Regions from separate parts of the Homo sapiens genome. Here region 2 is linked to region 1. The links are chromatin loops, found by intact Hi-C in ENCODE. Cell type or tissue: PC-9. All regions are shown on one strand.

Region 1 (5,000 bases):
CTGGGTAATTTTTTTTTTTTTTTTCGCATTTTTAGTAGAGACAGGGTTTCACCATGTTGGCCAGGCTGATCTCGGACTCCGGACTCCAGACTTCAAGTGATCCACCCTCCTTGGCCTCCCAAAGTGCTGGGATTACAGGCATGAGCCACCACACCCAGCCACATGTTCAGCTAATTTTAAATTTTTTTGTAAAGAGGGGATCTCACAATGTTGCCGAAGCTGGTCTCAAACTCCTGGACTCAAGTAATCCTCCGTTCTCAGCCTCCCAAAGTGTTAGGATCACAGGTGTGAGTCACTGTGCTGAGCTGGAAGCATCTTTAATTGCTCTGCGTTTTCTTATGAGCTATGGCCCTTGTCTAATGTTCCAGCCTCATTTCTTACTATTTAGCCTTCCTCCTGCCAACCTAATTTTTTTTTTTTCCAATGGAGATGGAGTCTTGCTATGTTGACCAGGCTTGTCTCAAACTCCTGGCCTCAAGGAATCCTCCCGCCTAGGCCTCCCAAAATTCTGGGATTACAGGTGTGAGCCACTTGGGTGGCCGCCAACTTAGTTTTTGTTATAAATTTATTTTAGTTCTCTTTAGACTTGAAGTGACTTTAAGCTACTTATGACTCCTGCTCGATGGTATCTACTCATATTTCTAAATAAATGATTAAAAAATTCCCAATTTCACGACTTTGGGACTTTGCACATTCTTTTCCTTTTGCCATAGTCTTCCTTGTTTCTTTCCATATACTTACTTATTTGGCTAATTCCTTCTTTTTTCAAGTTTCAACTTAGATGTTATTTTCTCTAGAATATTCTAGAGAATATTATTATTCTCTAGAATAACAGAAGACTCTATCTTCCATAACAACTCAGGTAGAGAATCTAGAAATAGAACCAGATATATATAGCCAATTGATTTTTGATAAAAGTTCCTAAGTAATTCAATAGGGAAATGATAGTCTTCTTTTTTTCTGAGACGGAGTCTCACTCTGTCTCCCAGGCTGGAGTGCAGTAGCATGATCTCGGCTCACTGCAAGCTCTGCCTCCCAGGTTCACACCATTCTGCCTCAGCCTCCTGAGTAGCTGGGACTACAGGCGCCCACCACCGTGCCCGGCTAATTTTTTGTATTTTTTAGTAGAGACGGTGTTTCACTGTGTTAGCCAGGATAGTCTCGATCTCCTGACCTCTTGATCTGCCCGCCTCAGCCTCCCAAAGTGCTGAGATTACAGGCATGAGCCACTGCGCCTGATGGTCTTTTCAGTAAAATAGTGCTGGAAGATCATAACATCATTATGGGGGAATAAAGGCTGTGTGCAGTAGGCTCATGCCTGTTATCCCAGCACCATGGGAGGCCAAGGCAGGTGGATCGCTTTGAGCTCAGGAGTTTGAGATAAGCCTGGGCAACATGGCAAATCCCCGTTTCTACAGCAAATACAAAAATTAGCCGAGGCCAGGCTAATTGTACAGTGGCTCATGCCTGTAATCCTAGCATTTTGGAAGGCTGAGGTGGGCAGATCACCTGAGGCCAGGAGTTCGAGACCAGCTTGGCCAACATGGTGAAACCTGTCTCTACTAAAAATACAAAAATTAGCTGGGCGTGGTGGTGGGTGCCGGTAATCCCGGCTAATCGGGAGGCTGAGGCAGGACAGTCACTTGAACTTTGGGAGGCAGAGCTTGCAGTGAGCCAAGATAGCGCCACTGCACTTCAGCCTGGGCAACAAAGCAAGATTCCGTCTCAAAAAAAAAAAAAAATTAGCCAGGTGTGATGGCTCATGCCTATAGTCCCAGCTACTTGAGAGGCTGAGGTGGGAGGATCGCTTGAGCCTGGGAAGCGGAGGTTGCAGTGACCTGAGATCTTACCAATGCACCCCAGCCTGGGTGACGGAGTGAGATCTTGTCTCCAGGAAAAAAAAAAACAAGAACTTATAACTCAGTAGTAAAAAGACAAACAACCTGATTTTTTTTAAGACGGGAAAATATTTGAGTACAGAAGAGCTAGATAAGTGCCAAAGAAGCACATGAGAAGATGCTCACCATTATTAATCCTCAGGGCAGTGCACATTAAAACCACTGTGAGAAACTACTGCACATCCAGTAGAAAGACTGAAATTACAAAGACTGACAATACCAAGTGTTGGAATGGTTGTAGCGCAAATAGAACTCATACTTTATTGTTGGGAATGCAAAATGGCTAGCCACTTCAAGAAACAATTTGGCAATATCTTATAAAATTAAATATACACTTACCACACCACTGAGCAATCTCATTCCATAGGTATTTATCAAAGGTAAATGAAAATATATGTTTATACAAGGACTTATATTCACATGTTCGTAGAAACTGTATTCATAATAGCCAAAACAGGGTTCTCACCAAATGTCTATCAGATGGTGACAGGATAAGCAAATTGTTGTGTGTCCATCCGTGCAGTGGAATGCTACTTGGCAATAAAAAGGACCAGACTACCAGTATACACAACATTATGGATAACCCTCAGTAACATTACACTAAGGAGAGAATCCAGATACATAGGACTACAGATGGTATGATTGTGTTATGTGAAATTCCAGAAAAGACTATGCCATAGTGACAGAAAGCAGATCAGTGGTTTCTGGAGAATAGAGGTTGTGGGGAGGGAATTGACTGCAAAGGGGTGTGAATGAACTCACTGGAGTAACAGGAAATGATCTGTATCATGATTGTGTTATACCGCTGTATACTTTTGCGAACACTTATCTAATGTTACACAAAGAATTAGTGAATTTTATATGTAAATTGTACCTCAGTAAAGCTAATTGATTAAAATGGACAAAAGATAAACATGCACTTCACTAAAGAAGATATATATGAATGGGCTGGGATCACATAAAAAGATGTTCAACATTACTAGTCATCATGGAAATGCTAATTAAAACTACAGTGAGACACACACTACAACCCACTAGAATGGCTGTATATCAAGCAATGAGTAAGGAAGAGGAGCAGCTTGTATACTGCTAATGGGAACAGGCAATGCTACAATCACTTTGGAAATGACTTCGGCAAAGTTAAACATATACTTACCATTTGACCCAACCATTCTGCTCCTTGGTGTTGCTGAGGATATTTGTAAAAAAATTATTGAACTTTTCTTGTAAACCAGTGGTGGTATTCTATGTAATCTATTCCCCAATAAAGAGGTTTTATAGATCAAAATTTTAAAAATTCTGAATGACCTGGGAGAAAAGTCAATATATAGTGAAAAAGAAAACGTATATCAGTCTTTTCTTTCCTCTCTGTTTTTTTGTTTTTTTTTTTTTTTGAGATGGAGTCTTGTTCTGTCGCCCAGGCTGTAGTGCAGTGGCGCGATCTCGACTCACTGCAACCTCCACCTCCCGGGTTCAAGCAATTCTGCTGCCTCGGCCTCCCAAGTAGCTGGGACTATAGGCGCCCGCCACCATGCCCAGCTAATTTTTGTATTTTTAGTAGAGACAGGGTTTCACCATATTGTCCAGGCTGGTCTCAAACTCCTGACTTTGTGATCCGCCCGCCTTGGCCTCCCAAAGTGCTGGGATTACAGGCTTGAGCCACCACGCCCGGCCACATCACTCTTTTCATCCAGCACTTGTACTTTTAGGAATTTTTTCCTGAAGAGATCATTGGACAAGATTGTTGATAAAAGCAAAAATTTGGAAATAACCTAAAAGCCCATCAATGATACAGTGATTTTAAAAGCTATAGTACATCTATACAATAGAATCCCATTTCACTTTTTTTTTGAGACAGAGTCTTGCTTCGTTGCCCAGGCTGGAGTGCACAGTCTTGGCTCGCTGCAACCTCTGCCTCCTGGGTTCAAGTGATTCTTCCGCCTCAGCCTCCCGAGTAGGTGGGATTACAGGCAACCGCCATCATGCCCAGCTAATTTTTGTATTTTTGTGGAGACGGGGTTTCACCATGTTGGATGATGGTCTTGAACTCCTGACCTCAGGTGATCCACCTGCCTCAGCCTCCCAAAGTGCTGGGATTATAGACATGAGCCACTGTGCCCGGCCCCATTTCACCTTTAAAAAATGATGCAGTATTCTCTACCCAGTAGTTCTAATCCTAGGTATATATTGAGTAGAAGTGGTACATATGTTCACCAAAAGACACGTACAAGAACATTACTAGCACTATTCAAAATAGGAACAAACTGAAAACTAAAGTGCCTCTTAAGAGTAAAATGGATAATTTGTACGTTACTCGTGTGTCGTACTATATACAGCATTGAGAATGAAAGATCTACAGCTGTGTACACTAATGTGAATGAATCTCATACCTGTAAGTGAAAGAGGCAAAGCACAATAGGGTGTATTTGTTATAAGTCTGTTTACGTAAAGTTAAAAAACAGACAATACTAATCTATAGTGTTACAAGGTAGAAGATTGATTTCCTTCGGAGGATAGTGGCTAGAATAGGGCCAAACTAAGGGTCTCTGGGGGACCAATAATGTTTTCTATCTTGAGCTGGGTGCTATTTACTCAGGTTTATTCAGTTTGTGAAAGTCCATTGAGCTGCACAGCTAACATTTGTGCACTTATCTTTATGAAAATCATACTTCAAGAAAAAAAAGTCAAATGAATAAAAACCCAAAATTTAAAAGAAGCGAGAACTGTCACCAAAACTTTAAGTGTTGGTGCCTTTGTGGGGTAAGTTTGGGGGCAACATTACTTTGTTTATGGTACTCCAAATAATTTAAATTCTCTACATAAGTAAATATTATCTTTATGCTCAGAAAAAAAATTATTTTGGAAAAATTATAGACAAATATGAGTTAATATTTTCACAAGCTCTTCCTTTATTACATCAGTATTGTTCTCTGATTTTTTTCCACTTAATTTTTTTTTTTTGACACAGAGTTTTGCTCTTGTCCCCCAGGCTGGAGTGCAGTGGCAGGATCTCCCAACCTCCACCTCCCGGGCTCAAGCAATTCTCTGGCCTCAGCCTCCTGAGTATCTGGGATTACAGGTGTGCACCATCACACCTGGCTA
Region 2 (5,000 bases), 930 kb after region 1:
TGACACCAGGAGGGCTGACGCTGCTGGGCCTGGAGGGGTGACGCTGCTGGGCCTGGAGGGCTGACGCTGCTGGGCCTGGAGGAGTGACGCTGCTGGGCCTGGAGGGGTGACGCTCCTGGGCCTGGAGGGATGACACTGCTGGGCCTGGAGGGCTGACGCTGCTGGGCCTGGAGAGCTGGCGGCTGGGAGGTCTATCAGTGGATCCGCTCACCCTTTTTAGGGCGCCCCTGTATGCACGGCCCTGTGTGGCCAGGCCGTTGACTGGGATGGCCATAGGGGTCCTTTTGTTGCAGAGCTGGGTCAGAGCTAGGGAGGGGCCTCAGAGGAGTGGTCCTGCCAGCTGTGGGGACCCCTGGCTCCAGGACAGACCCCCGAGTGGGGAGTGGGCACGGTAACGTGAATAATGCCTCAGTCTCTGTTGTGTGGATGGAGATGGGGGCAGTGTCTGGCAGCGAGGGGTTTCCACCAGGCCTGTGGCTGGAGAAGCTTTGTTGGAACCACAGGGCTGGCAGGAGTGGGTGCCAGGAGAGCCTTTGCCAGCCCAGCCCTTTTTTCCAACAGCTGCTGCTACTTTCTTTGGACCTTTGCTCAGCTCACCATCTCTCTGGGGCTGAGGCCAAGATGCCTGAGTCCAGGGCAAGCAGGGGCCCTTCTGGCACAGAGAGGCCTGGGTGGGAAAGACCCCTTGAGGGTCTTTGGCCTCCTATCCATTTGGCCCATGGCAGCTCCCCTTTTTTCTCTGGCCTGAAGTGGTATGAGCTGTCTAATTATGTGTCAGGGGCCAGATGCAGGTGATGGGGTGGATGGAGCTCGGAGCTGGACCCTGGGACCACAGGCAGATGGGCAAAGGGAGGGGAGACACCGAATGAGAGAAAGGGGAAGAGGAAAGTTAGGACATAGGGAGGAAGGAATTCATCCCCTTGGGGCTGCTCCCCCGCTGTGTGGCGCTGGGCAAGTCACTTGCCTATGGCTTGTTGGAGGGTCTGGGAGGATGTGTGAGGGAAGCACGCAGCTCTGCCCTCCCTGGTGGGTGATGCAAACGCTCTTTCCCAGGGAGCATCTCATGACAGCCCACGGGCGTCATTCTGGCTTTCGTGTTTTGAGTTTGTTGTCTGTGCTTATGACAGGTTTCTTGAAAGTGAACTTCAGTGAGCTTCCCTGCCATTCTCTCCCCACCACCTGTAGAGGCTGAAAAAGCTAAATTGGGAGCTGATGGTCTCACCTTCCCAGGACAGAAGTCAGCTCTCCTTTGACTTAGACCCTGATAGAATGGGGAGGAGAGGGCGAAAGATTGCAGGTGGGGCCGAGGCTGGAGGGGGCCAGATGAGGGGCACAGGGCTGGGGGTGGAGGTGAGGGTCTGGCATCATTTATTCATTCACTCACTTGCTCACTGGAGGAACCTGCTATGTAGCGGAAGACCACAGGCTCCAGGTGGGCCACCAAGCCTCAGTGTACCCACCTGGGGACCGGGAAGTGGGAGACTCCTCTCTCAGCAAAACAAGGTGAACTCCCGACTCCTGTAAGTGAGAATGGCAGCAGCTGAGTTCCTGCTGGGTCCGGCTGGGTCTGGAAGGTTCAGGGGGGCAGAGCCATTGCACCTCTGTTGCATTATGTAATTTACTAAGAACCATCACACCCGCCGCTTTCCATTTGTTTCTCTCTGTGCCCTGTGAGGTAGGTGGGACCAAACCATGGCCCCATCTGGCAGATGAGAACAGAGGCTGGAGAAACTCTGGGATTCCCTTCCTCTTGGGCCTCAGACTTGGCCCCAAGTTGGCCTTTCCCAGGTGCTGCCACCCCCATCCCTGAGTCCAGGGAGTGGGAAGGAGGTGGTAAGAAGAGCTTGGAAGGGACTGTTAAGGTGCAGATGTCTTCATTGTCTTCAAATGAAAATCAGTGTGGGGGCTGCCTTTGTTGGGGAACACCTGGCATATGTTTGGGGGTGGGAGTGGGGCCCCTGGGTGGCTCCAGGAGGCTGGCACACCAAAGGGAAGGTGAACCCACAGAGCCAGGCCCTTCACCTTGGGATTTCCATACTCCGGGATCCACCAGTGACCCCGCCAGGGAGGCATGGTGCAGGGGACCTGGGTACCGACAGGAATCCAGGGACCTAGGAGGATCAGATTTGAATGAAGCTGGCCTGACTGTGCTCCTGAGAAGCATACCTCCCACCTCCCACAAAGAAAGAGTTGCAGGGATCCTGGGGGATGTTAGTGGCTTGGGAGGGGACTCCAGGACGAGGAATGAGCTGACTCTTGTTCTAAACTGAGAAACAGAATCCACAATTAATTGGATGCATTTGCTGAACCTGGGACAGGACCCAAATCTTGTTCTTTTTCTGAAATATAAACCAAGCCAGGAGTTTATTTATTTGTGTCCCCTCTCCCTGCAAGGACTCAGTGAAGCAGCCTGTCCTGGAAGGCAGCCTGGCTGAGCTGGAATGTCACCGCCTTCCCCGAGTTGACCCGCCCACCCTGTTCTCCTGGTCTGGTGAACCATGGGCCTGGAGGAGGCCCCATGGTTGAGGGGGTCAACCTCCCCAATTGAGGGGGTCCTTTCCTGAGGGCATTCGGGGCAGCACCACCCGGGGGCTGGTGGGCAGGGTCTGTTGATCCTGGGCTGTTCTGGCCTGGGGCCAACTTCAGAAGCCTCCCTGAGGAATGGGTGTGGGCTGCAGGGCTGGGCGGGGGGAGCTGAGTCAGCACTGTGGGAGCCCTGATCACAGCAAGGACAGAACCTGATGCCAGCGTCCGGCTTTGTGCCACTGCACTTGCGGGTCACCCTGCCTGCTGCACTGCGAGAGACTAGGGAGGCCTTCCCCATAGTCTGCAGTCGGCTCCGCGCCACTCCAGTGCTTAGACTGTGTGCCTGAGCCATGCGGGGAGAGACAGAGGGACCGGAGCTCCCAGGTTGCACTGGCCTCCTGGCTAGCAGGCAGCGGGACCCCCCCAGGTTCCTGCTCCTGCTCTCCCTCCTCATCTCCTTTTGACTTCCATAAAACGGGCTAACAGCAAACCCTGTTTGCTGGTCTCAATCCTGAAGGGGGAGGCTAGACCCATCGTGCCTGTGTTCCTGGCTTCTGGCACATAGTAGGCACACAGTGCCAAGTGAATTGGCATGTGAGGCTTCGGAGGATAAAAGCCTTTGTATAAGGCTTTGCAAAGCACCTTACACAATGCAGCAAGGTGGAAAGAATATGATTTTCAAGTCTCAGAGCCCCAGGTTCAAATCCTAGCTCTGCTCTTCCTCAGTGCTTTGACCTTGGACAAGTTACTCCCCCTCCAAGTTTCAGTGTCCCCTTTTGTGAGGTGGGATAGTATCCTGTGTGGGAGGGTTGTCATGAGGATTAAACGGGAGAACAGGTGTCTCCATTTCACACACGAGGACCCTGAAGGTCGGGGTGCCGGCTCGTGGACCAGCCCTGCTCCAGGGCAGGGAGCAGGGCCTTAGGCCAGTGGGGGGTGTCTAGCTGCACCCATGCCCTCCGTGTGTATCCTCTAGGGCCGTCCTGTCTGAGTTTAGGCCTGGGGCCCCCAGCACTGGAGGAGTCCAGGGAGTCCAGGCCTAGCTCAGGATCCAGATGGTAGGGCTTGAGGCCTTGGGAAGGAAGGAAGGGGAGGGGATTGTCCAGAGAGAGCGGCAGGGGCGGAAACGTGTGGTATCGTTCTCACCCATCATAAGGGCCACAGCTGACACCGCTCTAACGAAAGACAGGTTTCCAAGAGCAAAGCATCACATTTCTTTAATCAATGTTTTACATGACACGGGAGCCTTCAACGATGAAGATGCAAGGACCAGAGAGAACTGTCTGTTTTCAGACATAAGTTGGTGAGGAATGGACAGCCGTGTAGACATATGATGGGACAACGGGTGTGACCTAATGGTGATAGTCCGAGGGGGAACCCAGCAAGGCTTGTCGGCTCGGCTTCTTTCCGGCCTCTCTGTGTTGTGTGGCTTCCTCCCACATACAGCGCAGGACCCCTGTGGAATGAGGGTCTTCAGGGGTGAAGGGAGTGGGAGAGAGTGAACTATCTGGGTTTCATGGCTGGCTTTGGGGAAAAGGGGTTTTGGTCTTTATGCTTCACCTTGGGAAAGAAAAATTCCAGTTTTGATGACTCACCTGGGCAGGGAAAAAGAGGGGAGAGAGACAGAAGGGCAGGAGAAGGTCACAGAGAGCTTACCTCTGAGGCCTTTCACATGCCCTTTGTTCAGAGTCTGCAGTGAGCCACAGCACCACACTTTGGGGTGCTGTGTTCTGAGCCCCGACAGGGCCTTGTGGGGGCCAGGCTCCAGGTGATACTGTAAGCCCCCACTTCCCCTTCCGCCCTCCCTCCCTGACCCCTCTCTCTGTGGACAGCCCTAGCGTGGGGGTGGCTGGGGGCTGACCTGGCATCTGTGGGGGGGCCCCCAGGCTGTGCCCCACTCCTTTGGCTCCCTCCTGGGATTTTTTTTTTTTTTTAGAGGGATTGGCCCCTCTGTCTGTCTGCTCAGCCCCTTACTGTTGAACTGTGCTGCTCTTGATGGAGAGAGCCCTTGGGGAGGAGGGGACAGTGCAGGAGGAGCTCCTCTTCCTTTCGGGCACAGGGGGTGCAGGCGTGGGCTGTGGCTTCTGGGACCTCTGTCCTCTCTCCTTCATGGGGTCCCTGCCTCCCCTTCCCAAGTGCACTGCACTGTGTTGGCCCTTCCCCGGGAGCTTTGGAGGAGGACTGGATGTGTTAGTGAAGGAACCTGGGCACACTCTGGGGACCTTTCTAGATGATGACTGGGACTGCAGGGTGGATCCTCTGGAAGGCTGGTGACTTGCCCGGGGCTGCGGGTCAGTGGGAGGCCCTTGCTGCCCCCTGCAGCATGCCCCTGAGCTGGTGGCTGGCCTCAGGGCTGAGCCTGGTGGTGCTAGGGACTGCGGGCAGGTGTTTGGGGCCTTTAGTCAGCAGCACTGCCTCCCACACGGGGCAGCCAGCTGAGCAGCGGTCAGCCTCTGTGGGCCCTGTTGCTCCTG

The links. A loop is a pair of places that touch in the nucleus more often than their neighbours do. Peaks named below come from ENCODE experiments on the same cell type or tissue, not always from the same donor. Only the 100,000 strongest peaks of a DNase experiment are listed, where the experiment ranks them.
Region 2: a loop joins it to region 1, with 23 times the contacts of the local background. A loop is called at or near these places in 5 of 110 quality-filtered maps.

What each region holds. Positions count from the first base shown.
Region 1 is chr2:128,019,739-128,024,738 of GRCh38, reverse strand. All of the region lies in intron 2 of SAP130 (Sin3A associated protein 130), which reads left to right. Among named protein-coding and RNA genes, the nearest start is that of SAP130, 5.8 kb to the left of the region's middle. In PC-9, no CTCF peak of the experiment used is centred here; no DNase peak of the experiment used is centred here.
Region 2 is chr2:127,092,447-127,097,446 of GRCh38, reverse strand. The region is part of intron 1 of BIN1 (bridging integrator 1); the gene reads left to right. Among named protein-coding and RNA genes, the nearest start is that of BIN1, 12 kb to the left of the region's middle. RefSeq lists enhancers at 515-1,285, 1,379-2,050. In PC-9, no CTCF peak of the experiment used is centred here; DNase peaks (open chromatin) are centred at 2,456, 2,706 and 4,146; H3K4me3 peaks cover 283 bases; H3K27ac peaks cover 2,829 bases.